Regions from separate parts of the Homo sapiens genome. Here regions 2, 3, 4, 5 and 6 are each linked to region 1. The links are chromatin loops, found by intact Hi-C in ENCODE. Cell type or tissue: dorsolateral prefrontal cortex. All regions are shown on one strand. Region 1 overlaps OVCH2 (ovochymase 2). Region 2 has its middle 55 kb from the start of RBMXL2. Region 3 overlaps SYT9 (synaptotagmin 9). Region 4 has its middle 15 kb from the start of OR2AG2. Region 5 has its middle 9.7 kb from the start of RBMXL2. Region 6 has its middle 13 kb from the start of OR6A2.

Evidence for each region. Hi-C counts contacts between places; a loop is a spot of excess contacts. Peaks named below come from ENCODE experiments on the same cell type or tissue, not always from the same donor. Only the 100,000 strongest peaks of a DNase experiment are listed, where the experiment ranks them.
Region 2: it touches region 1 in a loop (3-fold over the local background); 5 of 110 quality-filtered maps call a loop at or near these places.
Region 3: a loop joins it to region 1, with 7 times the contacts of the local background. A loop is called at or near these places in 19 of 110 quality-filtered maps.
Region 4: it touches region 1 in a loop (2.9-fold over the local background); 2 of 110 quality-filtered maps call a loop at or near these places.
Region 5: it touches region 1 in a loop (5-fold over the local background); 74 of 110 quality-filtered maps call a loop at or near these places.
Region 6: a loop joins it to region 1, with 6 times the contacts of the local background. A loop is called at or near these places in 12 of 110 quality-filtered maps.

Annotation. Positions count from the first base shown.
Region 1 is chr11:7,692,085-7,697,084 of GRCh38, reverse strand. OVCH2 (ovochymase 2) reads left to right here. Exons shown (of 16, transcript NM_198185.7): 9 at 286-376; 10 at 496-620; 11 at 1,375-1,515; 12 at 1,897-2,027. It overlaps LOC105376533 (a long non-coding RNA gene), which reads right to left. Exons shown (of 11, transcript XR_007062576.1): 4 at 4,532-5,000. Among named protein-coding and RNA genes, the nearest start is that of OVCH2, 12 kb to the left of the region's middle. RefSeq lists an enhancer at 4,872-5,000. In dorsolateral prefrontal cortex, CTCF peaks have their summits at 1,990 and 2,191 (motif pointing right); a DNase peak (open chromatin) is centred at 2,287; H3K4me3 peaks cover 405 bases; H3K27ac peaks cover 1,656 bases.
Region 2 is chr11:7,141,290-7,146,289 of GRCh38, reverse strand. No RefSeq gene overlaps it. Among named protein-coding and RNA genes, the nearest start is that of RBMXL2, 55 kb to the right of the region's middle. In dorsolateral prefrontal cortex, CTCF peaks have their summits at 1,988 and 2,191; no DNase peak of the experiment used is centred here.
Region 3 is chr11:7,440,031-7,445,030 of GRCh38, reverse strand. The region is part of intron 6 of SYT9 (synaptotagmin 9); the gene reads right to left. SYT9-AS1 (SYT9 antisense RNA 1) reads left to right here. Exons shown (of 5, transcript NR_103855.1): 5 at 3,312-5,000. Among named protein-coding and RNA genes, the nearest start is that of SYT9-AS1, 23 kb to the left of the region's middle. RefSeq lists an enhancer at 2,141-2,190 and a silencer at 2,159-2,453. In dorsolateral prefrontal cortex, CTCF peaks have their summits at 2,042 and 2,241 (motif pointing right); a DNase peak (open chromatin) is centred at 2,250.
Region 4 is chr11:6,754,966-6,759,965 of GRCh38, reverse strand. No RefSeq gene overlaps it. Among named protein-coding and RNA genes, the nearest start is that of OR2AG2, 15 kb to the left of the region's middle. In dorsolateral prefrontal cortex, CTCF peaks have their summits at 2,193, 2,404 (motif pointing right), 4,197 and 4,399 (motif pointing left); DNase peaks (open chromatin) are centred at 2,395 and 4,436.
Region 5 is chr11:7,096,214-7,101,213 of GRCh38, reverse strand. No RefSeq gene overlaps it. Among named protein-coding and RNA genes, the nearest start is that of RBMXL2, 9.7 kb to the right of the region's middle. In dorsolateral prefrontal cortex, CTCF peaks have their summits at 2,584 and 2,783 (motif pointing left); no DNase peak of the experiment used is centred here.
Region 6 is chr11:6,810,260-6,815,259 of GRCh38, reverse strand. No RefSeq gene overlaps it. Among named protein-coding and RNA genes, the nearest start is that of OR6A2, 13 kb to the right of the region's middle. In dorsolateral prefrontal cortex, a CTCF peak has its summit at 2,691 (motif pointing left); no DNase peak of the experiment used is centred here.

The DNA.
Region 1 (5,000 bases):
ACCCTCGGTGAGAGATTGAGGCCCTGCCTCAAAGATAAAATAAAATAAAATAAAAAGAGAGAGAAGAGTTAAGGAAAGAAAACCAATCATAGAATCTCAAGGTTAAGCAGGATCTAAAAGGAACCAAAAAGGCATCATAGAAGCAAAGACAGGAGAAGATTTCATGAAGAACGAAGAGTACATCAAGAAGAACCAGGAGGCTATGGTGTTTGCAGCTTCTGGAGGGAGGGGCTGCTGTGGTTAACTGGCATAACTAACCCTGACTCTCCTGGCTTTCCCTCCCAGCCTGGTGCAGTGAGCAGGATGTCATAGTCAGCGGGGCTGAGGGGAAGCTGCACTTCCCAGAAAGCCTCCACCTATATTATGAGAGCAAGCAGTGAGTAACCCCCTTTGTACTCCTCCTCCTTACTCCCACCTCCGGTCTGGGCCCACCAATTGGACTGTGATAGTCGTTTTCTGTCTAGAAATAACGCCCTCTCCATGATCTGCCTACAGACGGTGTGTCTGGACCCTGCTGGTACCAGAGGAAATGCATGTGTTGCTCAGTTTTTCCCACCTAGATGTTGAGTCTTGTCACCACAGTTACCTGTCAATGTATTCTTTAGAAGACAGACCCATTGGTGAGTGGATTTTCACAGTGTCAAATGGAAACCAGTGCCAAGTGGGCTTAATGAGGCCTAGTTATCTTATGTCTGGCACTCAGCCATCTGTAAATGCCACACTTCTTGACTTCCGCTTTGAGACTCAGAATTGGGAGTGGGAAGGAACCAAATCTGAGCCTGGGTGATGGCTGCAAGGTCACAGGGCAATTTACTTGCCAAATCTGCTTCCCATCAAACCAGGCTTCCTAGGCCCATTTGCCAGACCTGGTGTCCATGAGGAATAAACTCTAGATATATTCCAGGGCCTCTCAGGATGTCCAGACAGCTCACTGCTTTCCTAGCTGTGAAAATGACCTTTCCCTGCCTCATCAAGCTAAGAAGGAAAATACAAATAGACAACCATGAGAAGGAGACAGGTTACTTACAAGAAACAGAAATGGAATGGTGTTTCTGTGGTTTCTCAGCTGGAGGTGATTTTGTACCCCCAACCCTCAGGACACATTTGGCAATGAATGAGAAGCATTTTTCAGTTGTCACAAGGGCAGGAATTGTCACTGGTAGAGGCCAGAAATGCTACCAAATATCCTACAAAAGATGCAGGATGGCAAGAACACAAAGAAGGTTCTGGCTCAAAATGTCAATTGTGACAAGACTGAGAAACTTTGGATTGGACAATCCTGAAATATCATGGCAAATTCAGTTCTTCTTAAATCATTGAATGGGAACTATTTTCTAGATTCTGAACAAAGAATCCTTTTTTCTCATCCTGCAGGAAAATTTTGTGGAGAAAGCCTCCCTTCATCCATTCTTATTGGCTCTAATTCTCTAAGGCTGAAATTCGTCTCTGATGCCACAGATAATGCAGCTGGGTTTAATCTTACCTATAAAGCTCTTAAACCAAACTACATTCCTGGTAAAACCATTTACTTTTAATCACATACTATCTCCACCTTCTGTAGAAGCTTAGGCCCCATAGGAATTAGGTGAGTGGCAGGGATCCCTCTCCCAAGGCCCAACTGACTCCACATGGGAGAGGGGCACAGGCCAACTAGAGAACAGGGGGCAGTCTCCCCCTCAACCCTGAGTTCACCCTGCTAGCTCGTAGTGATTGCCCCTCCAAGTGAGTCGAGAGGGCCTGATGAGTTCTGGAGAATCATGCACTACGTCTTTTCTTGTTCGCAGTGTCTGAAAATGCAATTGATATGCATCATTTTCAGGAGACAGGAGGGAGAGCAGTGAGAATTCTTCTTTATTTGAATGGTGCCATCTGTTTGGACTTTTTCTTACGTTTCAGATTCAGGTTGCAGTTACTTAACTGTCCTTTTTGAAGAAGGTCTCATACAGAGTCTAAACTATCCTGAAAACTACAGTGACAAGGCTAACTGTGACTGGATTTTTCAAGCCTCCAAACATCACCTAATTAAGGTATTGACTTTGGCTGTCCTTACGTAGCTATGGTAAATTCACAGAATAGCTAACATAAGCACCATGAGGTCAGAGGTTTTATCTGATTTATTCACTGCTGTGTTTTCAGTACCTAGAACCCAGCACCTGACACACAAAGCTGTCAATAAATACTTGCTGAATAATGGATCCGCCCAGTTTCCCCTGCAACTACACATTTTTTCCACTAGATGGCACTGTGCTCCTTACTTTAAAAAAAAAAAAAAAAAAAAAAAGTGCCGCTTTAATCTTTGTATTGAATTAGCCGGGCGCGGTGGCGGGCGCCTGTAATCCCAGCTACTCGGGAGGCTGGAGAATTGCTTGAACCCGGGAGATGGAGGTTGCAATGAGCCGAGATCGCGCCACTGCACTCCAGCCTGGGCTACAAGAGCGAAACTCTCAAAACACAAAACAAAACAAAACAAAACAAAAACTTTGTGTTGGTGACTTTTAGTCCATTCCAGAAACAAGCATGTCTTCCTTATTTATTAAACTGCTCACAAAACACATTGTAAGTTATAGATAACAAAATCAAGGTCAATCAGGCCAAAATCATCAAGCCTTTCAAGCAGAGAGGACAGAGCAAGCCTAGAGGAACCAGCGCAGAACAGGCTCAGGGAATCGCTGGTTTAAGAGGGTCTTAAGGTGTCCTGGAGTGGACAGTGGAAGGCAAGGTGGAAGTCACTGTATGGAGGCCTTTGAACGCCTGGAAATGGAGTTTATTCCACATTTGATTAGCAGTGTGTGGTTAGTTGTTTGTTCATTAAACACTAATGGACCATCTGCAGAGAGATATCATCAGGGAGGTAGAAGTAGGACTGCAGTCAGGGTGAGATTGGAATGAGGCATTTTCTCATAGATCTTTCTTTTAAAATAATAATTGAAAACAAGACAGTGTACGATGGAGAGAAAAGAGAGCAGAAAATAAAGGGGAGAGGAGTGAGGGATGATGAGACACCAGCGTTCTCACTTAAGAGATGGAAAGAACTCTGAGATGTGGGAGGAGAACCAAATTGGTGTGTTTTTATGACAGCCTGGAGAATGCAGCCTTTAACTTAAAACACAAACAAAACCAAAGAAAAAGATGTGACCAATCATTTGGATACCACACTAAGTTAGAACTTAAAGAGATGAGAACTGAGGTGTCCAGTCCCCACCCCACACCTCCATAAAAAAGGGAGAATAATTAGATGGGAAATTGAACAATTGAGAGGAGTTGGGATTGGTGGTATCTGAAATATCACGTGAAGTCAGATGTTAATGGCAGAAACAAGATCACACAGGTTTTATGAATGAGTGGGAAAAGATGATACAGAGGCAGTTGGTATAGATTTCTTTCTAAAAGTTCATCAAACCTAAACAGATTTGGGGCAAAAATTTCAGCAGAATTAAGGAAAATTTGTTAGTGGTGGAGGATAAAATTTAGGTTGTGAGCATGTTTCCAGGTGGAGGAAGAAGAGGAAATTTAGTTGAAAATCTGAAAATGCCAGAGCCAGAAGTGATTGAAAAATATCTCTTCAATAAGTAAAGTTTGAGTGTCGTGCATCAGTGAAGCGATGCTCTCATACTCTGCCAGTGACAGCATCATTTTGCAGAACTCGTGTAAGATAGTAATTTGGAAACTGGTGTTAAAAGTCATAGGAATATGCTCACCATTTGACTTGGAGAGAAAAGGGCCCCTTCCCAGAAAGTATCCCAGTAAGGGTTTAATAAATGTTTGAATGAATCCTATTTCTGATACAGGTCCCCCTCCCCACGCCTACCTTTACCATTAGTAATTATTTGCCTCCAGTTTTGTTTTATCCACACAATCCTTTCTGTTTCTTGCTCAGAGTCTGGGTCCCATTGAATCCCCATCAACTGTGTGTTAAAATTAGAGTTCCTATTTCATCAGCCCTCTCTCCCACCACTCTTCACTTCAAATTCAATTGGCTAGTGCTCACCAAACTGCTCCAAGATCACTCTTTATTGTTTCTTTGTTTCTCCTTCACACTGTTCCTTCTATCTAGATAGTTCCCCTCCCTTTTCCTGAAACAAAACAAGTGCCCCATGCAGGGAATGATACAAGAGAAGAAAAAAAGTAAATGCCTAAAGATATTCACTGCCAAGTTTTTAAGATAGCAAAAAATACAGGTCTCAAGGATAGAGATAAATGAAATATTATGCTGCCAATAAGCATCACAATTATAGAAACTATGAGAAAAGGTTTGTCATGATTTATTCTTGGTGACCCTAGGTTGATTCCAGGTGATCAACTTTCTTTTCTAGGTCATTACTCATCATAGCTTAATAATCTACTCAAGAATTTTGCTGAGGTTTACATTTAAGCTTAGTATCCAAAATCAGCTCTCTCTAACTCATACAAGGATTTCCTTTTTCATGCACATTCATGAGGCTCACTACATTTGACTCCGAGCCCACTTATGCAAATGCTTTCAGTAGCTCAGATGATACTTTGTTTTATATCAGCAATTAGACTCACTTACATCTGTGCCTTCTCAGAATTTTGCAGTGAGGCATGGAAATATAGTGGCAACAGGACAAAGCAGGTGAGAAGAGGAGCCAGCTATATCCCGCTGGGTAGAAAGACACGGTCTCCAAGGGGCACAACAAATTTCAGTCTTGATTCAGGAGAACTAGAGGTTCAAGATGAAACATCAGGAACCAGGTGAACAACACTAAGATGTCCAGAGAAGCAGTTTTGTGTATATGCAATTAGTTGAGTTGAGTGCCTAGTTGCTTCCAAGGAAAAAAATCCCCATGCGGTAGCTCTCCTAATCTCTTAGAGATGTTAGGAAGCTAAAATATTTGCACAGTTTCCTGCCCTTTGATTCAGGCCATATTTGGTAGCTATTTCAAAAAGTTAGAGCCTGTGATATAGAATCCTTCCCTTGGTAATCTGACCCACTCCTGAATACCCCATTAACTTTCTTATCTAAGGTCTTACTCCAGAAC
Region 2 (5,000 bases), 550 kb after region 1:
AACCTTCTCCTCCTTAGTCACGATTTCTGTGCCCATTTTTATTTTATGATCACTCAAGTCCCTAAACATTGATTCCTTAGTCAAGAAGAAACATAAATAAAATGCTACAGATTTCTACATAGTTAACCCCAATCTTCCTTAGATTTACATACATTTTTAAGACACAATGAAAGTCATTTTAATTAGGGGGTTTATTTAACTTGAGAGAAGAAAAAGCCTGTTTAATTCTCCTTTGGGAAGGGTTGTGGGGAGGTTAGAGCAAGCCTAGCAGGGGCACAGTCAAGGAAGGCCAGTGTCAGAGTTGGGTGCCAGGATTCTCAATGGAAGTAGGAAGAGTCAGCCTCCAAAGTATCTAGAAGTGGATAAAATCAGAAGATGAGGATAAGCCATGTCTTAGAGGACACTATGGCCAAAGCCAGGAATGTTACGTCTCTATTCTACATAGCCCACATCTAATCAAGCAGCAAATCCTTTCCGCTATACCTTCAAAATATATTCACAGTTGCATCGCTTCTTCCTGCGTGTACTATTACAACTTGTTCCAAGCTACCATCAACTCTTTCTCAGATAACTCCGATAGACTCCTAACTCTTCTCTCTTCTTCTAATTTTATCTACCCCTACCCCAATCCTATTCTATATATGACAATCCAAGATACACTATTAAAACATATAAGATGATGGCACTTCCCTGCTCAAAGCCCTTCAGGAGCTCACAGTCTCAGATTATAGTCAAAATCTTTACCATGGCTTAGCAGGCTCTACATCCTATGCTCCCCTTGCTCTCACTACAACTATAACCTCTTACCAGTCTCCCCCACTCACTCTGTTCCAGCCTTTACACTGGTATTTCCCTTTATTGAAATGTTCTTCTCACCAGATACAAGCATGGCTCTCACTCTCAATTCCTTTCAATCTCTGTTCAGGTGTTATAACCCCCAGTCTCCTTGTCTTTCTTACACTGATTTTATTTTTCTTCATAACACATACCATAAATACACAGTATACAGCATATATATATAAAATATATATACATAATATATATATAATATATATTATATATATATATATATAATAAGGAGAAGGAGAGAGAGAGTTTATATTTTGACCAGTACCAGAGGTAAGTCCCATTAAAACAGAGACATTGTTTTACTCACTGGTGTATCCCCAGCATCTAGAATAAAGGCTGGCATATGACAGACATTCAGTCAATATTTGTTGATTAAATGAATGAATTAAAGTCAATTCAGTATTTTAGTCAGAGAGTGAGGACAGAGTTATAACCAAGAGACCAAGCTAAGGACTAGAAGCTAGGAGGACATAGCAAAGAAGAAGGACTAGGGGCTAGAGCAGAATCAAAGTAAGATGAGTTATAGACTCAGAAGACTGAATCTCACTTTTATTGCCCACCAAATGTTTGACATGGGATGTGTCAACCTGGTTTGAAGCCTTATTGTCTAAAAACCAGGAAGCCACTAATTCAGGGAACACACTTCATTCCCCCAGGAGAAATCAGAACATTTCCTCATCTCCAGCTGTGGTCCTATACTCTGGAATTCTTCAAACTCCCAAGGAAATTATATTGTATTGTCTTCATCTGTATTCCCAGTGTCTGGCCTGGTGACAGGAATAGGACAGAATGCTTAATAAATGATTATTTCAATGACCAAACTGTGAATATATTAAGAATCCCCTTTGCAAACTCTTAGAAGGTGGACTGTAAACTCTAGGTCTGGTATGAGCTGAAACTCTCTGATGTTCCACTCTCCCTCTGCACTCTTTTCCTTCTTTCAAAAGTCCAGAGTCCTTCCCAGCCCAATATTATACCTTGAAAGAGAAGACAGAACCAAACCAGGACTGAGACATCTACTTTCTCTCCATCTGCAAAAATATTTATTAGAGCATGATCCTCAAGCAGGGTCTGTTCTGCTCTTTCTTAGTTTTGCCAGTGGCTAAAAACAAAGCACCCTACCCTTTCTTTCCCACACAGCATTTTTTGCAATTCTAGCATATTTGAACACAAATTTTCTAGACACAATTCTTAAACATAATTGTCTTTTATTTCAGCTTTATTCACACAAATGTTTAATAAGTTACTTCTCAGAGAATAGTGCATGTAAGGCAGTCTTTGATTGTGTGTTCTTTTCTTTCATCTTAGATTGTCCTTTAGTATCTAAGCTGATCAGACAGCTCCCTCTACAGTCTTCTTAGCATCTTCATGTGCCTCTTCTATTTTTTCTCTTTACTTAGTATATTTTGTATTTTTAAGTCAGAATTTTCCAATACTTTCAAAGCCAACTTTCAATTTAAAGTCTCATGGTACAGAACTATGATCATCATTTTTCTTATCTTTAGAATATCTACGTTAAATATTTCATATCTCTATTTCCAAATTTAATATGACCCTTTCACTTTTGTGCAATTTTTACAGCAGCAAAAAATTTCTCCTTATTTATAAGAATTCGACCCTGTATTAGTCAAGATTCTCCAGAGAAACAGAACCAACAGGATATATATATCCTGTTATGGTCATATTATTGCTTAATTGCAAGGATATGTTCTGAGAAATGTGTTGTTAGCTAATTTCATTGTTGTCCAAACATCAGAGTGTACTTACACAAACCTAGATGGTACAGCCTACTGTATACCTAGATTGAATGCTGTGGCATATTCCTCCTAGGGTGCAAACCTGTACAGTATTTTACCGTACTGAATACTGTAGGCAACTGTAACTCAATGGTAGTAGTTGTGTATCTAAACATATGTAAATACAGAAAAGGTAATGTGTTATGCTATGATACTATGAGAGCTACAACATCACTAGGCAGTAGGAATTTTTCAGCTCCATTATAATCTTATGACACCACCACCATATATGCAGTCTGTCATTGAGCAAGACTTTGTTATGCAGCACATGACTGAATTGGTAAACTGTGTGTGTGTGTGTGTGTGTGTGTGTGTGTGTGTGTGTGTGTGTGTGTGTATCATATATATATGTATAATATATGTATATATTATATATATATTCTTATTACTCTCTCCTGCTGGCTTTGTCCACACTCTCTGAGGAGAGGGTCCATGCTCAGTCTCCGTATTTCCTTGCAGGCACTTACACATGGAGAAAGACTTATTAAAAGGAATTGGCTTATATGTTTATGGAGGCTGGGAAGTTCCAAGATCTGCAGTTGCTGAGACCCAGGAGAGCCAGTGGTGCAAGATCCAGTTTGAAAGCTTGCAGCCTTGAAAGCCAAGAAGAATGAGTGTTTTAGGTACAGTCTGCAGGCAGGAAAAGCCTGATGTCTCAGCTCAAGCAGTCAAGCAGGAGGAGTACCTTCTTAGCCATTTTGTTCTATTCAGATCTTCAATTGATTGGATGAGGCCCATCCACATTAGGAAAGACAATCTGCTGTACTTCAATAGACAATTTGAATTGTTTATCAATTCAAATATCTACTCCAATGTATACATTTGAATTGGTATCCAATTTTAACCAATTCAAATATATACTCCAATACACAATTTGAATTGTTTACCAACTTGAATTGTTTATCAATTAAAATGTATGTACCAATGTATATGCCAGTGTATATATTTGTAGACATTGTATATATTCAATGTATACATTTGGATTGTTAAACATTAGATACATTAGATACCAATCCAAATGTATACTCCAATACACAATTTGAATTGTTTACCAATTCAAATGTTAATTTCATCCAGAAATGCACAAACTCAGAATAATATTTGACTAAATATCTTGGCATCCTGTGGCCCAGTGAAGTTGGCACATAAAATTAATCATCACGGGATTAATCACCACAGGCCCTTTGTAGCTATATCTCCCAGTGTTTGTTCTACTTTTGGAAAATAAAATTTCAAGAAGAATCCAGGTCCTTCTAGACTGCTTTCAGCCAGAGGTTCCTACAGATATCCAGTTAATTCTTATTCTCCTTCATACAATAAATATCCTGTCCCTGCCAGGTTCATAATTTGAATCAGGTATGCACATTATTCAATCATTTATTCCACAAGCAAATATTTTGTCTTGATCACCTATTATGTAGCAGGTATTTTGCCAGGAATCATCCACTTCTTTCATCTTGCTCAGGGGGCTACAAACACCCATATTCCTCTCTATTACTCTCTTCTGCCAGCTCTGTCCACACTCTCTGAGGAGAGGGTCCATGCTCAGTCTCTGGGTTTCCTTGCAGGCACTTTTCTTCTTCATATTCAAGCAGTATTTTTCTTCTTGTTGGATTTTTAATCTTATTTATTTATTTATTTATTATTTTGCACTTACTTATGGCTTGTAACTCATAGGCAAAGCTAGTCATTTATTCACAGTAAGAAAAATACAGGTAGGAAATGACACCACAACCTGGCAATGGGTTCACCCACTTGGACAGGGCAAACAGACACTGAGTGACCCTCTTGGCTAACAGTGGTTGTCAAGCCACGTCCACAATCTCAGTGTTGGAGAACTACTGAGTGTTGGGCAGAAAGATGGTACTGAAGTTGCTGCTGAAACAACAGGAGGTCGAGTGCAGTGATGGGGAATCCATTGTGGGAAAAACTCTGAAGGACCAGAGACAGGCTGCTGGCACCCAAAATATTTTTGCTTAATTGGCTGGACTGAAGTTCAGGGACAAGACAACAGTTTTTGGAAAGAGAATTGGCAAGAACAAGGCCTGACTTTGGTGGTTAAGAGTGCAGACTTTGGAGCCAGGATGTCTGGTTTCAGACTCACTTCAGAGCCAAAAAATATTGGGAAAACTATTTAATCTCTTTTTATCCTGATTTCTTTCATATGCAAAGTGAAAAAAACTAAAAGTACTCACTTCACAGGACTGTTATAAAGTGGTTTAAATCAATATATGTACACTAAAAATATGTAAATCCTCGCAATTAGAATATGTAAGCATTCCAATTTAATTTCTGTTGTTATTTTATAGGTTATCTCAATAGGAACTAATGCAGAAGGCTAATTATAGGAAGGAA
Region 3 (5,000 bases), 250 kb after region 1:
TGAAGCCAGCTCCAGCACTCATGCTTTTAAATACCACACTCTCTCCTGGGTTCCCAAAGTGAAAAGACCCCATCCTGACTTTGATAAGTGGATGACAGCCCAGGGCCCTAGCAGAATCCCAGCAGGGGAAGACTCTCCTGGAAGCTCCTTGGCAAAACAAGCCACCCTCTTGTCTGTCTCCAGCCACTGACCTCTAAGTCCCAGTGCTAATCCTGCTTTGGAAAATCACAAACTCCATGGGAGATCAAAGGCAAAGTCCCAGCTCCCGCCTATCAATCCATTCCTGCTTGGCCCTTTATGTGGTGCAGGCCCCCAGGGAGGCAGCAACCACAAGCCAGGAGATACTCTCGGCTCTGCTTTCATAGAGAAAGCCTCCATTGGCTATGGAAATTGGGCAATTTTTCACTTAAAACCATCTGAAAACAAACTTCAGTGCCTTCAAAATTATATATTCACAGAACATTTCTAGACTCTGGAATAGGATTAGATGGTAATGATTTAATTGATGGTTAAGTGTGTAGATAAAATGAATATGCTGAATTCTTTCCGTAATTATCTCTCCAAGGAGCCCCAGCAGCTGTAATTACTGTCTGAGGCCAAAATTATAAACCAGCTGTAGTTTTAAGCAAAATACATTGCAGCCTCCACTGGATCATTGAAGAAAAGTCGGTCACGACCAGCACAGAGGCCCACTAGGACCCATCAAAAAGGGAGCACAGCCCTTGAAGAAGTTCATTCCCAAACCTCAGGGAATATGTTCTGGCAGCATTGTTCTACATCCTGGTGCCTCACTGTCACTGCACGCTGCTCTCTCCTTGCAGCTGGAAACCCTTCTTCCTCCCCTAGGAAGATTTCTCAGACCTGTCAGTTCATACTGATCTCTCACCCTGAGGATTAGAGAGCAGGCTGAGCAAAAAGAGGCACTATTAAATCTCAGCCCAGGGAGGATGGAGGAGCCCTCATCGACCTGCAGGTAGACTGGCAGTCTCACTACAACTCAGAGTCTGTACCCTTTTTGTAGCCAATAGGCCAAATTAGGTTCTAAATCTACTTCTATAGTAACTGGAATGTTACTTCTATAGTAAACTGGAATGGCTGCTTCCACTGATCAAATGAATCCAATCATGACCAAATTCTCTATAGAAGCTAAGCTCTTGCCTGAATAGTTATGCAAAATCCATGCATTCATTCAACAACCGTCACAGAATTATGGAGTACCTCCTATGTGCCAGGTACTATGTGAAGGATTGGGTATACAATGGCAAATAGAGCAGATATGGCTCCTGCACTATTGGACTGTGGCTCTTGAATTATCCTTCACTTGACTTGGAACCTGCCAACAGTCCTGTCTGGGACATTAGGATCTGCATCTGGAGATGAGGTGGTGGGTAGAAGAGAGTTTCAGGATGAAGTGGGCATGCTGAAGGTGAAGAACGGAGCACATGAGCTGCTGATTTCAGCTGAGCTGGCTGGAGACACTGGCCTTGGCTCCCAGGAGCCTTGTCTGCTGCGCAGCCTCTTTCATGCATTCAGCACTTCCTGAGGTGCCTACCATGTGCACGGGCTGTGCTCTCTGTGGTTCACTCCTTCTACCCCCTAAAACATGGACCCCATGCCCTATCCTTGCTGTGTGGAGCTCTTGCTAGGTATGACTAAGACAGAATACAGTACCAGGTAACACCATAACTGTTATTAAACAATCTAATTATTTTCTTATGTCTATTTCCTCAGCCAGATTGTAAATTCTGTGGGGGATGGGACCAGCATTTCCCCATTATACCTCAGTGCCAGGTAGGGTGCTTTGCACTTGCTCAGAAATATTCGGTTTAAAATAAATTCTCCAACTCCACTTCCAAAGGGGAGGCCAGGGGATTCCTTTTCAGGTGAACATGTTAGGCAGTCGGGTCTGCAGAACAATGAGCAAATCTAGACTTCCACAAGGGCACACCAGAATCCACTCATTCCCATTCAAAAAGTCCTCTCTCTCATTCTCATTCCTTCTTTCATTCTCATTCTCATTCATTCATTATCTCTCTCTCTCTCTGCTTTTCTCCCTCTCTCTCATTTTCCTCACTAGACTGTGTACTCCTGGAAGGCAGGCGCCATGTGTTTTTATCACTGAATCCTCAGTGTCTGGACATCGCGTGGTACACAGGGCCCCTAAATACTTTTTTTTTGAATGGATGTATCAATGAACCCATCAGAGTCCTGAAGAGTTACCTGCAGTGATGTCAATGGCCAGGGGAGGGCAGCAAAGGGCAGCAGAGCTGATGGCAGAGGCCCTAGGAAAGGCCTACTGCTCTTTGAGAGACAGATGCTTGTCATTGGGTCAAGGAACCCATTACCCATGTGAGTATTTGGAGATATTGAGAGCCCCAGGACTGGAGAAAACGGCTGACAGGAATCCAGAGAAGCCCAGTGTCATAAAGGAGGGGGACCAATTTGAGTGGGGAGCTGCAGAAGTGGGTGCCCAGTGCTGGGGGTGAAGGTGTGTGGAAAGAGGAGCTGAAATCCCGATTCCCAGCAAGATAGTCTAGAGTCACAGTGTTGGCAGCACGAGTCCTGTGCTGAGCTCTCTGGGACTCCAAACATGCCTGAAGGGCTTTGCCTCTCTGGTTCTTGAAATGACAAGTGTTCCGAAAGACGGGTCTGACACCATCCTCCACCCTGGTTTGCGCTGCAGAAGAGTGGGAGGAGAGAGCCAAAAGCAGGCCACAGCTGTATGTGTGTGGAGACGTGTTCTCCAGCCCCTCTTCGAGTCCCACCACAGGGGTGGGAAATGGCAGCGTTGGGTCTGTAGAGGAAAAGCTCCTCCCCTCAGCCATTTTCACTGAGAGCAGAGCGTTGATGGCATGTGCAGAGACATGGCAGGAGGCGGTGGGGTTCCTGGGATCATCTCTTATCTGGAGAGTTTCTCAGTGGGCGCTGCTGGTCTGGCAAGCTTTGAGATTCAGATTTCGTTTGCTGCCCTGTGGTGTCTGTGCTGGCTTGAGCTTTTTGGAATAGGCTACAAAATGGTTTGCTCCCAGGAGGTGGATAATGGAGTGCAGAGTTGTCATGAGAAGAAACAGGGTGCCTGTGGGGGAGAGTCATAGCTGGAAGGTTGGCTGGGTATTGCCAGGGGAGAAGGGGATGGTGTTTTTCTTGGTGTCCCAGAAGAAGGGATCCATCTCCAGGGCTGAACCTGTTGGGCCCACACAGTCCCATTCCTTTTGCCAGTGACTGCTTCAAAAATTGGCATACTTCTGGCCATGATGTGTAAGGAGCCAGTTTGCTGGGCACTTGAATAATTTTTTCCTTGCTCTTAACAGAGAGCTACAAGAAGTGCGTTTTCCTGTGGCTACTTTCATGTCTGGATGCAATGCCTAGACCTGCATCCATCTTGCGACCAACCTGAAGATGAACAGAAAGGAAGGAAGGATGGCCCAATAGCCTGGGAAGAACTGGTGTTCCTGATACCATCATTAACCACAGAATCTACAATCCCGGAACCCCCCATCCTTAACCATGGAATCTACAATCCTATCTCTAGACCCTTTGTCCAGATGCTACAGTTTCTTTGTTCAATCTAGTTTGTGTCAGGATTTCTGTTCATTACATCAAAAGTATTCTAATACTTGTAGCAAAGCAACTGGAGAAGTTTTCACTTTGTCTTTAACCAAAGAAGACTTCCAGGAAACATCTCCTCAGTGGGTTTCTCCCTCACCACTGGATTTTTATCTCTGTACTAGTGCTTTGATTTGTTTTAGGAGTCTCACCTCTCCACCTGTCATATTTCCCTGGCAGGCTCATTTCTGCTAATGCCCACAATATGTGTATCAATGAGCTTTCAACGTTAGGTACACAGCTCTTCAGGCATGTATAGCACATTAATCTGTCTGCTTCTAAGTGGTCTGTTGACATGTTTGGGTGCCAGTTATATCTACAAGGCTGTGATCATTGTCCTGGGTTATTCTGTTTGTTCTCTCTGCAGGATGCATTAGGACACCCAAGGCCATGGCCATCACTTACATCTAGGATTCAATCTTATCTCCTGTGAATCACTGGAAACCTCCTGTCCTGGAACCCTTTTTTTCCACATCCCACTGGATGTCATTCATAGCAACTGGTCTTGTGGGTTGTCTATTTTATTGTGTTGTCTTACTCTTCCTCCTGGTATCAGTTTTTAAATCCTCTTGATGAGATCAGCTGATCAGTCGCTAAGCAACATAGTCCCCCATGTCTTTGTAAGATTCTCTGCACTCATGGCTAGAATGATTTATTCTGGTATCTTAAGCTGTGTTTCAGAACCTCATTCTAAATATCAACCTATTCTTGTAAGTCCACTACTGATCATCTTTAGATATTCTTCAGTCTTCCAGAGTTCCAAAGGGCAGTAGGAAGAAGCAATGAAAATACCACCTGTATTCTCACATCTTTCATTGTTCCACTCAAAAAATACCACCATGTTCACTTCTGGTGGAACGTTTATGTCCATGAGAAGCAGTGGCTTTGAAGAGTTTTGGCAGACTATGGCGCCTTACTCAACATTGGGAAGGTATCTTGCCATCAGACCTTTTGGGTCTCCATGAAACTTCTTATACCCCCTCTGGGAAAAGTCACTAACTGTGATCTTACTGAGCTTCTAAACACAGCATTTTTTTTACACTTAAGTGAGCGGGGGTCCTCCTCATTTGTGCTTCTCTTCTTGTAAGGGTGACTTCCTCCCAGTAGGATGAATCTCATGCCTATTTGTGTTATTTTGCTAATTCCAGCTTCTTTTCTACTCAGGGGGGTTCCAACTCTTTTAAGGTCTCATCTTCAGCACTTCTAAACTGTGGGAAACTATGTGAAAACAAATGGAGTGGCCAAACACACCATTCATCACTGTGCTTCTGGACAGCTGCAAGTCCATACGTGTTCTGGTGAGTCTTCAGGTTGTACGGGAACAGAGGCTGAATCAAGGCAGTTCAGTGAGAGTCTAGATGGGAGTGCTTATGGTGTTCTATAATAAAGTACTT
Region 4 (5,000 bases), 940 kb after region 1:
TCTACTGAAGTTGAAGATATGTATATGCCATAACCAAGCAATTCTACTTGTTGTATATGCCTGACAGAAATGTGTGTATATGTGCACCAAAAGACATGTGCAAAACTATTTATAGCAACACTGTTTAAAATACCCCAAAGCTGAAAACAACCCACATGTTTGTTCATCAGCATAAAGGATAAATAAACTGTGATCTAGTCATACAATGCATTATACAACAAAGAAAATGAACTACGAGGCCAGGCGCAGTGGCTCACACCTGTAATTCCAGCACTTTGGGAGGCTGAGGCAGGCAGATCACACAGTCAGGAGCTCGAGATCAGCCTGGCCAACATGGTAAAACCTGTCTCTACTGAAAAAATGCAAATATTAGCTGGGCGTGGTGGCAGACGCCTGTAATCCCAGCTCTCAGGAGACTGAGGCAGGAGAATCATTTGAACCTGGGAGGCAGAGCTTGCAGTGAGCCGAGATCGTGCCATTGCAATCTATACTACAATGCTATAAACTATACTACAAGGCTAAAGTAACAAAAACAGCATGGTACTGGTACCAAAACAGATATATAGACCAATGGAACAGAGAGGAACTACAGCCTGGGTGACAAGGCGAGACTCTCAAAAAAAAAGAAAGAAAAGAAAATGAACCACAATAGCTCCATATAGTAACATGGATAAATCTTACAAACGTAATATTGAGTGAAGGAAGGCAGGCACAAAACATACATATTGTATCATTTCAATTGCCTGTCTAAGAAACATAACTGATGTATGGTGTTAAACTGCTTTTGGGGAGTGAGTGAAGGTATAGTGATTAGAAGAGGGCATAAGGAAAGAATACTGGGGTGTTGGTAATGCTCTGTAACTTGACCTGAATAGTGGTTACTGGAGTGTGTATGCCTTGTGCCAGATTCATTGAGCTGTACATATACATTCTGAGCATTTTTTAGTATTTGTATAACTGTTATATTTTAGCTTAAAAAAGTTATTAAAAAAAGATTAGCCACGTGTTTTGTAGTCATTTGACTCACTGAGGGCTAGTCTCTCTTTGAGTATGCTATTGATAAATAAATGTCCCCCAAAGATGTTCACATTCCTACTCCCCAGAACCTGTACATGGTACCTTAGATGGCAAAAAGGACTTTGTAGATGTGATTAAATTACCAATCTTGAGACAAGAAAATTATCCCGGATTATCCAGGTGGGTTCAATATAATCACAAGGGTCCTTATAAGAGGGAGGTAGCAGGGTCAGAGTTGGAACGATGCACCGAAACCCTTGAATGGCCATTGTTGGCTTTGAAGGTGGAAGGGGTCAGAAGTCTAGGAATGCAGGCAGTTTCTAGATGCAGGAAGGGCAAGGGAATGGATTTTACTGAGAGCCTTTAGAAGGAAGGAAGCCCTGCCAATACCTTGTTTTCGGCCCCATAAGACCTAATTTTGGACTTTAACCTCCAGAACTTAAGATAAATCTGTGGTTGTAAGCCACCAAATTGGTTGTAATTTGTTACAGCAGGAATAGAAAATTAACACAGTAGCTTACACATTGTGCTGGTCAGAGCACACTGCACATAATAGGTACTCTGCGAATGTGTATTGGATGAATGGACAAGCTCCCGACATGCCAGATTCTTAATTATGATGAAAGAATATTATAAATAAAGAAAGGTGTTTATGTCTGTGAGAATTCAAGACCGGTATCATGTGGTGTGAGCAGGCCGTTTTCTTCTAGTCTCTCTCCCACTGATCTTCCACATCTCAAGCTTTCCAGACTAAACACCTGGAGGTGCAGTGAACAGAGCACAGGATAAGGCTTTGACCTTATCAGACAACAAAAGTGAAGATGAAGATGTAGGTAAAAGTGTCATAATTAAAGCATCTTCTTACTCTACCGGAGACATTCATTTGTCTGGAAGGAGTTAGAATTCTTTATGAAAGAAAAGTAGAGAGAAATAAGACTGAGGTAATATTAGTCTTTTGACATCCAAATGGATTAATTATGCCATGCATCAACTTTAGGACTCAGTCACAGAAATGTAGCACATCACAGTCAAGTAGAGAGAGCCCCTGGGGTTTAACTTTACAAAGATGCCTTGAGTTTTTATGTGATTTAGATACTGAATTGAAACCTGGTGGGCTCTTATAGGCCTCCATAGCCGAATGAGTTGACTTGACAATAACAGAGTGTGGAATGCTGGACCAACTTGTAGGCTGGAGGATGTGGCAATCAACTCAGGGTTATGCAGACAGCAAAATTTTTCTTACAGCATTAGCAACTCAGAAACATTGTCCCTGTAGAAAGTGTAGACCCCATGTGAACTAGCCAGTTCAGCAGTGGTGTCCTGCAGAATGCTGAACAACTAGGTTCATAAAAAACAGTGCTCGAGAGACCAGCAGATGGAGCTGCTGCAACAGAAAAACAAGGCTGAGGCTAGAGTTCCTTCTCAGCACCAGAAGCTTGAATAAACCACACTCTTTCCACCACACATTGGGATGAGAAGCAGGGGAAGGCTTTCTTAGTAATCAAGCATCATTTTATCCAACAGAGAATGAATAATTCCTAAAAATATACTAAATTGTCAGGTTAGACTAAATGAAAATTAGATTGAACTATTAGTTTGGTTTGTTGTTTTTTTCTCCTGCTAACCAGTGGATGGGGATTTGAGACGAATATCAAATTATAGACTAAAATAAAGAGAGTAAAATGTTTCTGTACGTTATCTGAGTCATAGTATAAGCCTTAGGATCACCCCCTATTGCCCTTCTGAAGTCATTGATATTTCTCCTTGGATAAGGTTTTCAAAAGAGGAAAGAGAATCACAGAAAGAGAAAGAGTGAGAGATCACAGAAGGGCATATTAATTTACCTTTTTTTCTTCCATTCTCTCTTTCCTGTTTCTGTTTCCTATCTGTCTTTGAGTTTGGGAAGTTGGAGAGAATTTGAACTTGAATCCATAGACCTATTTCTGCTATGTAATTCTTCCTTCTCTTTGTTTTAGAGAATGCTCTTCAGGCAGGAAAGTTTCTCATGAATACCTCCATTCAGCAAACTTTACTAAAGATAAGTGTGAGACCCTGTAATAAACATAGGATATAAAAAAGAGGGAGAAGAGAAACCTGGCTATGGCCCTCACACAGGGAGCAGGGGAAATAGAGAAATCGGCATTTAAACAAGTGATTGCTGCAACAACTATAGTTGAAGAGAAAGGAGCTGAGATTAATTTTTATATTACCTATTTCAAGGCTCATGTTTGTGAAGATATCCCTGACATCCAATCAGTTATGTCTTCATCTTTTGTCAATGTTTACACCTTGCATTTCCATGCTACTTATATTTTATTCTGTCTTCTGTTCACATTCTTCTGGTATATAAAGGAATTTTATTTTATTTTATTTTATTTTTTAATTTGTATATATATATATATACACATAGTAGGTGTATATATTTATGGGGTACATGAGATATTTTAATGCAGGAACACATGATAATCACATCAGAGTAAATGGGGTACCCATCACCTCAAGCTTTCATATTTATTTGTGTTAGAAACATTCCCATTATACCGTTCGCATTCTTTCCACCAGTTTTTGCACATCCTTGGAAGAAAATCTATGTCTAATCTACTCCCTAAAGCTCTGGGTCCTGGCAAAATTGTAGACACATAGGAAATGAGTGTGAAATAATCTCACTCTCAAGCTGTGCAAAAACCTATGCTCAAAGATGTTAATTGCCGTGCTATTTATAATAGTGAAAATGTAGGAACCTGGTTGGCTGTCAGTAGTGACCTGGTTAATTACATACAAAGGGATATTATGTAGGCTTTAAAGTTAATTATTAAACTATACCAATATTTGTTGACCTAGAAAGATATCCCTAGTAGATTTTGAGTGAAAATGAGATTATAGGAGAGTATATATACTATACATTGCCATAAATGCAAAATTATACATATTTAACTATGTGTCTATATGCCTGAAAGAATTGCTATTAAAATGTTCACAGAAGGTAATTTGAATGGTGGGATTTTGTGTGCTTTTTTCTTTCTTATGTTTTCCTACATTTTCAAACATTTTTTCAGTGACTACACGTTATTTAAAAAAAAAAACAACAACAAAGATTTTCAAAAATTCCATCAAAATTTGATTCTTTTCTGTTTTCATATTTAAAACTTAAACATCACATTTCATAGTAGCTCTCAATGGGGCAATCCAAATATTTTAAGGACATTTGACAATGTTTAGAGACATTTTTGTTGTCATAACTGTGAGGAGTGCTGCTAGCATCTAGTGAGTAGAGGCCAGAGGTGCTGCTAGACATCCTATAATGCACAGAACAGTTCCCCACAATAAATTATCTGGCCCTAAATGTTAACTGTGCTGGAGTTGGGAAAATCTCAGAATTCAGTATCCTGATCTGCTCTTTATCGCCATCTGTTGGTGAAAGACATGTCTGCAACTTCCACGCAGTTTTAGCCAGAAGCCAAACTTAGGGCCTCGGAAATAAGATGGGATGCCTAAGAATGGTAGCTATGGTTAGCATGGGAGTCAGAAAAACAGCAAATTAATTCGTCACTGTGACTGTCTATGATGCTCTTACTAAGACCAGTAGTTGCTTTGACACTGCCAATCTGTATCTATAAAATGATACATCATGATTTCCATTTTTTAGCCTTATTGGAACTCCAGAGACCAAGAAAAGCTACAAGCTGAGGCAGAAAAGGCTGCGGGTAAATTTTATGGACTTAACCTGGCTGATATAAGGGGGTAATCTCTACTTGCACACATAGGTGCCTCCCCAGTACATAGGATGATAAAGCTTTAGCTCTGCCAGGAACAATTTCAGACTGGAACACATGGGACCAAGGCAAGGCTCCTTGTTTTGGCTCAATTTAACTACTACGTCCATCTCACACCTCCTCCTAAGGAATATATTTGCAAGGCCTAGGCTTCCACCTTTAACCCCACCCCTCCTACCCCCAATTCCAAGGCCATGTGAGAAAAAAAAT
Region 5 (5,000 bases), 600 kb after region 1:
ACTTCTACAAAGAAATTCTTCAATTCAATGTTAAGTATTTTTGCAGTTCTACTGTCAAAAATATTTAACTGGACATAAAAGAGAAAACATGTAACAGTTTATGCAGATCCTACTTCACTTCTGCCTTCTTTTCAGGTTCACTTCTAGTCTTCAATTTTGCTTCTATTCCAAAGCAGAAGCGTATTTTCTGCTTCCAGGATGAAGTGTTTTCATTTGTACTCATATGTGAGTTGGATTGCAATTTCTAGTTAGTGTTTTTCTTCCTCACAAGGCTGAGAAATAAATCCTCAAAGATAGAGATCATAATTAGTGTCTCATATTTGCATTTCTACCCTTCAGAACCATGCTCAGCCAGTAGTATATACTGGTCTATACTAAATGAGTGAACAGAAGGCTGAGGACAACGCCAAGCACACAGTGGTTCCCTGTCACGAGCCCCTTCATTCCGCCTCAACGGAACATTTTCATGGAATGAACATTTTCGTGGAAACCAGTAAGCATCTGAAAAGTGGAACTGCATTTCCAGGCTGTCTAAATACCCAGAGTGATTACTTTCCCAAGAACGTTTCCCCTAATGGAAAATATAAACATTATGGTTTGTTTTCCCAGATCTCTGATTTTGATAGGGACCAACAAAATTGTAGCCACTGTAGAAGGTTTAGAATCTCATACAAATACAGAATAAGGTCTACAAGAAAAGGCTTATAACAATTAAATTTCCAGATACAATGGAAGGCTAAAACCACATACACTGTCTATGTATTTGTGGCCACATAATAAGACAAAACACAAATGAAAATAAGAACATTATGATGATTAAGTTCATCAGCACAAATTTGAGACTAGAGATAAAATCATATTATATATAATTTTCTGGTGTTACTGATAAAGATAGCTGATGGATAAAACAGAAGACAATATCATCTTGTAACGGGGAAATCAGGACATCTTTCAGTTTACAATCTCATACCAGATAGGAGTCAATGAATTGCTGCCTGTGAGGTAGTTGAAGGATTCAGGTAAGGGCATGATTAAACCAGGGAATGGAACACTGAGAATGGTTTAACCTCAAGTTATACCCTGACAACTGCCACTAGAAAGCAGCCATTGTGAAGGAAGTATGCCCCAACATTCTGACAAAGCTGAGCTTAACTCTGGATTTGATACCAAACAACACTATAGATTTTGTTTTTAAAAGCACACATATCAGTTCCAATTCAAGATTGATTGTGAGATTTCTTAATTCAAAACAACTGTCAAGTTAAGTGATAATATGCTAACTGTAAGGAAGCTAATGGTCAAAATAATTAAAAATAGTCAGTACCCAGCAAAGAACGCCATACCAAATATCCAGGATGTCCTCATGTCCTACCCATGTATCTTTTCCATGGAGGAAGTACAAAGAGGGAGTTATAAAAAGGTATTAACATATTGGATGAAACTAGATGTTGTGTGGGCTTTATCTTTGTTAAGTAATCTATACACTAATTTTTAATGTATTTCTGCTTCTCATTACATATTTTTCTATAATATGCATGCTTATTAGAGAGTGAATACTCCTTATTTATTAATTTTTCCTAAAACTTTAGGGTGAGAACTGAGCTACTTAGATTGATATCATAAAAGAGAGATCTGAGCTTTTATGCTATGGCATAAAAGAAATAAACTGCCATATTGTAAAAGGACATGTGAGAGGAGCACATGGCAAGGAATTGTGGGAGGTCCCTAGGAACTGACAGCAGCTCCATAGCTGAAAACCAGCAAGTCCTATAACCACATCATAATGAATATATGATAAATTATTCATATATATAATAAATGAATAAACTTTGAGGCATTTAGATGTAAACAAAATTTTAATCTTTAGGTAATAAAATTTATCAATATATAACTTTTGATACCTCCTTTACTGTTGGGCTTAGAAAAATTTTCCAAAACTCAATTATATAAAAACACAAATAGATCTTCTTCTAAACTTTTTGTTGTTTCTATTTTTACATTTAAAAAGTTAATCTGGCTGAGCACAGTGGCTCACTCCTGTAATCTCCAGCACTTTGGGAGGCCGAGGCAGGCGGATCACCAGCCTGACCAACATGATAAACCCCGTCCCTGCTAAAAATACAAAAATTAGCCAGGTGTGGTGGCACATGCCTATAATCCCAGCTACTCAGGAGACTGAGGCAGGAGAATTGGTTGAACCCGGGAGGCGGAGGTTGCAGTGAGCCGAGATCACACCACTGCACTCCAGCCTGGGTGACAGAGCGAAACTCCATCTCAATTAAAAAAAAAAAATTAATCCACAATTTTGCAAGTTGAAAAGAGTTCTATGGATGGATGGTGGTGATGGCAGCATAACCATGTGAATGTACTTAATGCCACTAAACTTGTACACTTAAAAATGGCTAAGATGGTAAATTTTGTCATATGTATTTTACCACACTTAAAAAAAAAAGTTAAAATCCTACCTAAAAAAAGTTAATCCACCTAGAACTCATTTTGGTGTATAATGATCAAAATCATTAGGACTTTTTTCCAAAGTGGTTAGCCAATTAAATCAGCATCAGTTATTGAATTACTTTTCCCACCAATTTGAATGCTTATATATACTTGGATATACTTCTGGTCTTTTCAACTGTACATAACTTGCAGTACCTGATTATATGGGGATTTCCAGTTAAAAGCATAAGCAGCACCTAGCCTAAATCCACAGACCCTAGAGTTCAAGTTCCAAGGGGCAGGTTCAAGAAAGGAAACATAAAGCACCAATCCTTGAGCTTTTAGTGACATCTAGTGGACTGTTATCATATGGTAACTTCTGTTCCGTGTCAGGAAGCATGCTTTCCTCCACTCAGCTTCTTAATCAACTAGGGCAATTTTAAATACAAATAAAAATGCAAGCCTTAGTATGTTTAGATGGCTCTCTCCCTCCAACCTTTCTCTTCGGTCCATCTCTCAGGTGCCAAACTGCAGCTCAGATAATCACTCCCATCTTCAGAAGTTTCAATAGTTTCCATGTAAATTAGCAGAGATGGGATATAAAATCAACAAGATGAAGACACTCCTAAAATTAATTACAAATAGAAACAAATGAACCTAGCTGTATTTAAAGTGGATAACATACACAAATGAAAGAGGAGTTTCCCTGTTTCATGGAATATCTTGAAATTTTACCACCTCTGGAAAGCCTCCTCATCAGAATTAATTGGTTTGCTTAGCACATTGCCCATGCCTATTTGATAACATTTCTTGCTCTGTTTTGCATTTTAGGTAGTTTATGCAGAAAAATGTTACCCACACTAAACTATGAGTGCCTGAAGGATAAAGAGGGTCTGATTCATCTCAGATTCAAACAACCCTGATACCTTTAAAAGCTACTTTATCTGTGAACTTGGCTCTGAGACTTTAAAGGGGGTATCAGTAGTTACTCCCAGGGCATTAATCCAGCCAATACTTGTCTTTTTCCCAACTTCTTCATTTCATCTGTTTTTTTCTTACTAGTTTGACCTTGAACTGATCTCACATTATTTGCCTCTCCTATTTGTTGATTCACATTCTGTGTTTCTCATTTCCCCTCTCCTGGTAATCAACCTCAAGATATGCTCTCTTAAATTAGTGTCTGTTAGTAATTCACCTGCATTCCTTCACCTTTATTTATATAGCACAAACTCCCAGCGAAAACTACCTTGATGTCAAAAGAGAATAGGTATAAGAAAATCAGTCTTCATTCACTGAGGGTTACTATGTGCTACATGCTTTTTTATATATTATCTCATTTAATTTTCACAGAAATTTAGCTCTTATACATCCTTCACATCTTAGTTCAATTATCACTTAAGGATGCATTCTCTAGGTGTCCTATATATAGTGGTCCCCAAGCTTTTTGGCACCAGGGACCAATTTTGTGGAAGACAACTTTTCCAGGGACCAGGGAGTCGGGGGAGATAGTTTTATGATGATTCAAGCACATTACATTTATTGTGCACTTTATTTCTACTATTATTACATTGTAATACATAATGAATTAATTATACAACTCACCATAAGTAGAATCAGTGGAGGCCCTGGGCTTGTTTTCCTGCAACTAGATGGTCCCAACTGGAGGTGATGGGAGACAGTGACAGATCATCAACTATTAGACTCTCATAAGGAGCATGCAACCTAGGTCCCTCACATGTGCAGTTCACAATAGGGCTCATGCTCCTGTAAGAATCTAATGCTGCTGCTGATCTCAAAGGAGGTGGAACTCAGGTGGTAATGCAAGTGATGGGAGCGGCTGTAAATACAGATGAAGCTTTGCCAGCTCGTCCACCACTCAGCTCCTGCTGTGCAGCCCAGTTCCTGGCCCAGGAGTTGGGGATCCCTGTTATACTACATCAAGCTTTTAAAAACATGTCTCATAGTGCTATGTATCTCTCTTTCATAGTGCTTGTCATGGTTAAAATGTTGCTTTTTGTATGACAATTTAACCAGTCTATCTTACCTTTTGAACACTGTTCCATGTGAGGATTAACAATGTCTACTTTGGCTCACCAATATGTCTCCATTGCTTAGCTAAGAGACAAGGATTAATTTATCCAAAACTAATCCTCAGTAGATTGGCATCCTGGAAAGGATTGGCCTTCTGCAAATTTCACTGAAAGCTGCTTTTAGCCCATTTTTAATGCAGTCAATCATGGTCAGCTGCACAGCCTGGGCCACAGTTACCCCTGCAGCTATAATGTTAGTACATTCTCAATCTTGAATGCTGATGTAGCAAGTCCTGCCTCTAGTTTGCTTTGCTGCCATACAGCTTCAATTACAAGACTTTGACTCCAGCCCTTTACCACCTTAGATAAAAGTATTATTCACAAAAAACATGTTCTTCTCAGCCCCATTTATATTCTACTGTCTCTCCCTTCTCCAGCTGTTGACTGCAAGGTTCAGTGACCCATTGTCAACCTGTCTAGGGCAGACTGATGTTATTATCAAGTCCTCAACTCCTGCAAATCCACAACCACGAG
Region 6 (5,000 bases), 880 kb after region 1:
TTGACGATCACATTTCATATTGGGATAAAATTTATGGGGGACAAGTTTCCAAACCATATAATTAATGTATTGTATACTTAAACATTGCTGAAAGTAAATTTTAAATGTTCTCATCACAAGAAAATAATAAGTATATAAAGTGATGGATATGTTAATTAGTCTGGTTTAATCATTTCATAATGTATACATATGTCAAGACATCATGTTGTATACCATAAATATATACAATTTTTATTTTAGTTTTAAAAATAATTTAAAACCAGCCAGGCACGGTGGCTCATGCCTGTAATCCCAGCACTTTGGGAGGCCAAGGCAGGTGGATCATGAGGTCAGGAGTCTGAGACCAGCCTGACCAACATGGTGAAACCCCACCTCTACTAAAAATACAAAAAAAAATTAGCCAGGTGTGGTGGCGCACCCCTGTAATCCCAGCTACTCAGGAGGCTGAGGCAGGAGAATCACTTGAACCTGGGAGGCGGAGGTTGCAGTGAGCCAAGATCGTGCCATTGCACTCCAGCCTGGGTGACAGAGTGAGAGTCCATCTCAAATAATAATAATAATTTAAAATCGAAACCTTTTTTTTTGAGACAGGGTCTTACTCTGTCGCCCAGGCTTGAGTCGAGTGGCTCGGCTCACTGCAACCTCCGCCTCCCAGATTCAGGCAATTCTCCCCACTCAGCCTCCCGAGTAGCTGGGATTACAGGCACACACTACAATGCCCGGCTAATTTTTGTATTTTTTTAGTAGAGATGGGGTTTCACCATGTTGGCCAGGCTGGTCTCGAACTCCTGACCTTGTGATCCACCCACCTCAGCCTCCCAAAGTGCTGGGATTACAGGCATGAGCCCCCGTGCCTGACCAAAATCAAAACGTTTTTATCACCCCCAAAATTTCTCTCATCCCTTTTGCAATGAGTCCTCTAGCTGTGCCCCCTGGACACTGGCAAACAATAACTTGCTTTCTATCACTATAATTTTACCTTTCCTTGAATTGCATGTAAATGGAATCACACATTAGGTAATCTATCGTGTCTGGCTTCTTTCACTTAGCATAATGCTTTTAGGTTTCACCCATGTTGTTTCATGCCTCAGAAGTTTGTTATTTTGGTCAAAAGTGTGGACCTACACAAATTCATCAGCAGTTGGCAGTGGTTTGGCTGGATGATAAGGGACTTGGAAAGAACAGGATTTGAATGTTGGTGATAAAGAAGTCTGGGAAAGAGGTACGCTAGGTGAACTTTTTGAATGGGCACAGACTATGAATTATCTGTGTTCCAACAAAAGGCATCCACTGTGGATGGCTAACTAGGGATGTCAGATGTGAGTTCTCTACAGAAAGAAGAGACAAAGTTACAGATGAGTGATCATGGCTGGAGTGGAATGCTGAGGAAGAATGCAAAACCAGTCAGAGAAGCCACAGGAAGAAGCTCAGGTGCAGAAAAGGAAGGCAGCAAGACTCTGGCAGAGATTGACTCCTGAGGAACTTGCAATCCCACAGAAAGTGTAGGTGGGAGTTTCTTTGTTCTCCTTACCCTTGTGACAGGCTGCTGAGGACCAAATTGTTGAAGAGCCTCTCTGCTCTTGTAAGCCCAGGCACTGCGGTCAGGAGGAATTTGGAAACTCCCTGGGGGTCCAGCACTTAGTAGCCAGTTTGTGCAGGTTCACACACACTCCCCTTGAACCCAAGTTGAAATGGTAGGCACCGTGTTGGTTGTACACTGATTGTGGGCTACTATCCTGCCCAGAGAATTTCAGTCTTTGTTTCTTCATACCACTAGATCCCCAACAAACATTTTCCAGATGCTGCTCTAAGTGCAGCGAACACAGGGGAACAGTGGGATCCTTGGGAGTTGCAAGATCCTTGGATATCCAGTTCACAGCATGGGCTGCTGCTGGGAGAAGGCACAGTGCAGCCCACCAAAACACCCTTTAGAACAAAGGAAACCAAATAGAAAGCTCTCTCCTGCCTGAGAGCCCCCTACTTGTGTCCAGTGGGTGACTGTGCCCCTCCCAGAAGAGTGATGGGTGCAGTGGTTGTCTCTGAAGGGGAAAAGTGTTGTTCTGCCCAAGCAGACAGGCAACACCAGTGGCTGGAAATGGATGAGGGGAATCTTCTCCCACTCCCCCAGTCTACTGTTGTGGACAGAGCCAAGGTTTTTCCCACTGTGAATTGGCATAAGTGCACTTAGAGTGAGGCTTTCCAGCATGATTCCAGGTGGTTACACCCCCACTGAAAGTGTACCTGCCTCCTGGAATTGCATAAAGGTGGAGCACATCTCCCCCTCCCTACACAGAGCTGCTGTGTTCCTGCAATGGAATGCAGACCAGCCACAGAGTTACCTGTCTTAAACCAGAAAAAGAGGTTCAGCCTCAAGGCTATCTCAGTGGTACCTGCAGATGGGCATTTTCCACGGGCCCTAGTTTCATTGAGACCTGGAGAAAAGGGTCAGTGTCTATCTGAACTGAAAGTAGCAAGCCTGGTGACAGGGATGTAATAGACATGTAGGTTGTGTTCCTGGCTGCCCAGGATAAGGAGGTGGTGAGGTCCCACCGTGGCACCCCTCACGTTGAAGACATCAGCCCATCCCACCATGAGCTCCTTCCACCGCCTCTGTCAAAGCAGGTGCTTCCATTTGTCATCAGAGATGAGCCCGCTCTTACTCCTTATCGCCATCTACTGGACTATAGACTGAACTGCACCACCAAATAAACCTGCTGACAGAAGGGCATAGTTCTAGGGTATGGGAAAAGCTCCCTGAGACCTCCCCACTCCCAGCACCACAGAAGATAATGAGTCAGCTCATATACCCAATATATCACTAAAACAATCAACATTTGAGAAAGCCACTGCACAAAAGCTATCTATAACTAAGGAGTTCATACATAGCCTTGGCCCCCTGAAAGCACTGAGAAACAAAGCCAAAGTATCATACAGAATATATGTTACAGTCATACCCTCAAGGGAGAAAAGAATAAAAAAGTTAAAAGCACCATTCAAATGGAATAAAGTTCAAAAATCAGAGGTCATAACTTCTCTAGATGAGAAGGAATCAGTGTAAGAACTCTGGCAGGACAAAAAGAGTTTTTTGACACCCCCAAAGCATTACACTAGCTCTCTAGCAATGCATCCTAAACAAAATGAAAATTTTGAAAGGACTAAAAAAAGGATTCAAAACATGGATTTTAGGAAGCTTAATGAGATCTATGAGAAAGTCAGAAAGCAACACAAGGAAATCAGAAAAACAATTCAGAGTATGGAAGAATAATTTACTAAAGAGGTAAGTATTTAAAAGAAAACCAAACAGAACTTCTGGAAATGAAATGTTCATTGAAGGAATTATAAAATATAGATGAACTATTTAACAACATACTAAACAAAGTAGAAGAAGGAATTTCAGAGCTTGAGGACTGGTCCTTTGAATTGACCCAGTTATATATAAAAAAGAAAACAAAGGAGAATTTTTTAAAAATGCAGCCAGGAAATATGAAATTATATAAAGCAACGAAATCTATGAGCAATAGCCATTACTCAGGGATAATAATAAAAAGTAAAAACCTTGGAAAATGTATTTGATAAAATCATTCAGGAAAATATTTTTGGTCTAGATAGAAATTAGACATCCAGATACAACAGGTTCAAAGAACATCTGGAAGATTCTTTGCAAGATAAATCTTATCAAAGTATATTGTCATCAGACTGTCCAAAGTCAACATGAAGGAAAAAATTCTAAAGATAGCTAGAGAGGCCGGGCGCGATGGCTCATAACTGTAATCCCAGCATTTTGGGAGGCCGAGGCGGCGGATCACGAGGTCAGGAGATCGAGACCATCCTGGCTAACACGGTGAAACCCCATCTCTACTAAAAATACAAAAAAAAATTAGCCAGGCGTGATGGCGGGCGCCTGTAGTCCCAGCTACTGGGGAGGCTGAGGCAGGAGAATGGCGTGAATCCGGGAGGCGGAGCTTGCAGTGAGCCGAAATCGCGCCACTGCACTCCAGCCTGGATGACAGAGCGAGACTCCGTCTCATTAAAAAAAAAAAAAAAAAAAAAAAAAATATATATATATATATATATATATATATATATATATATATATAATCTAGAGAGAAGTGTGTAATCACTTAAAAAGGAAATTCCGTCAGACTAACAGAAGATTTCTCAGCAGAAACCTTACAAGCCTGAAGAGGTTGAGGACCTATTATCTTTCTTAAGGAAAAAAAATTCTTTAAGAGTTTTTCAATAAAGCTTAAAGTAAGCTTTATAAATGAAGGAGAAATAAAGTTATAGACCATCAAACCCTAAGGAAATTTATCACCGTTACACTGGCCATATGAGAAATGCTCAAAAGAGTTCTCACATGGAAACAAAAGGACAATACTTGCCATCATAAAAACACTCATCAGTATAAAGCTCACAGATCCTATAATGCAATTACACAATTGAGACTACAAAGAAACTAGGTAACATCATTATGACAAGAACAAAACCTCACATATCAATATTAACCTTAAATGTAAATGGCCTAAATGCTCCACTTAAAATATATAGACTGGCAAACTGGATACAAAAACAAGTCCCAACTATCTGCTGCCTACAAAAGACCCAACTAACAGATAAAAATACCCATATGTTCAAAGTAAAGAGCTGTACAAAAAGAGTCCTTCAAAACTGCTGTATCTAAGGAAAGGTTAAACTCTGTGAGTTGAACGCACACATCACAAAGTGGTTTCTGAGAATGATTCTGTCTAGTTTTTATATGAAGATATTTCGTTTTCTTCCATAGACTTCAAAGCACTCTAAATATGCACTTGGAAATTCTACTTTGAAATTCTACTATGAAAAAAGAAAACAAAAACAAGCATGAGTAGCTGTACTTACATCAGATAAAACATACCTTGAAGAAACAACAGTTAAAAAAAAAAAGACAAATGGCTGGGCACAGTGGCTCACACCTATAATCCCAGCACTTTGGGAGGCCGAGGCAGGTGGATCACAAGGTC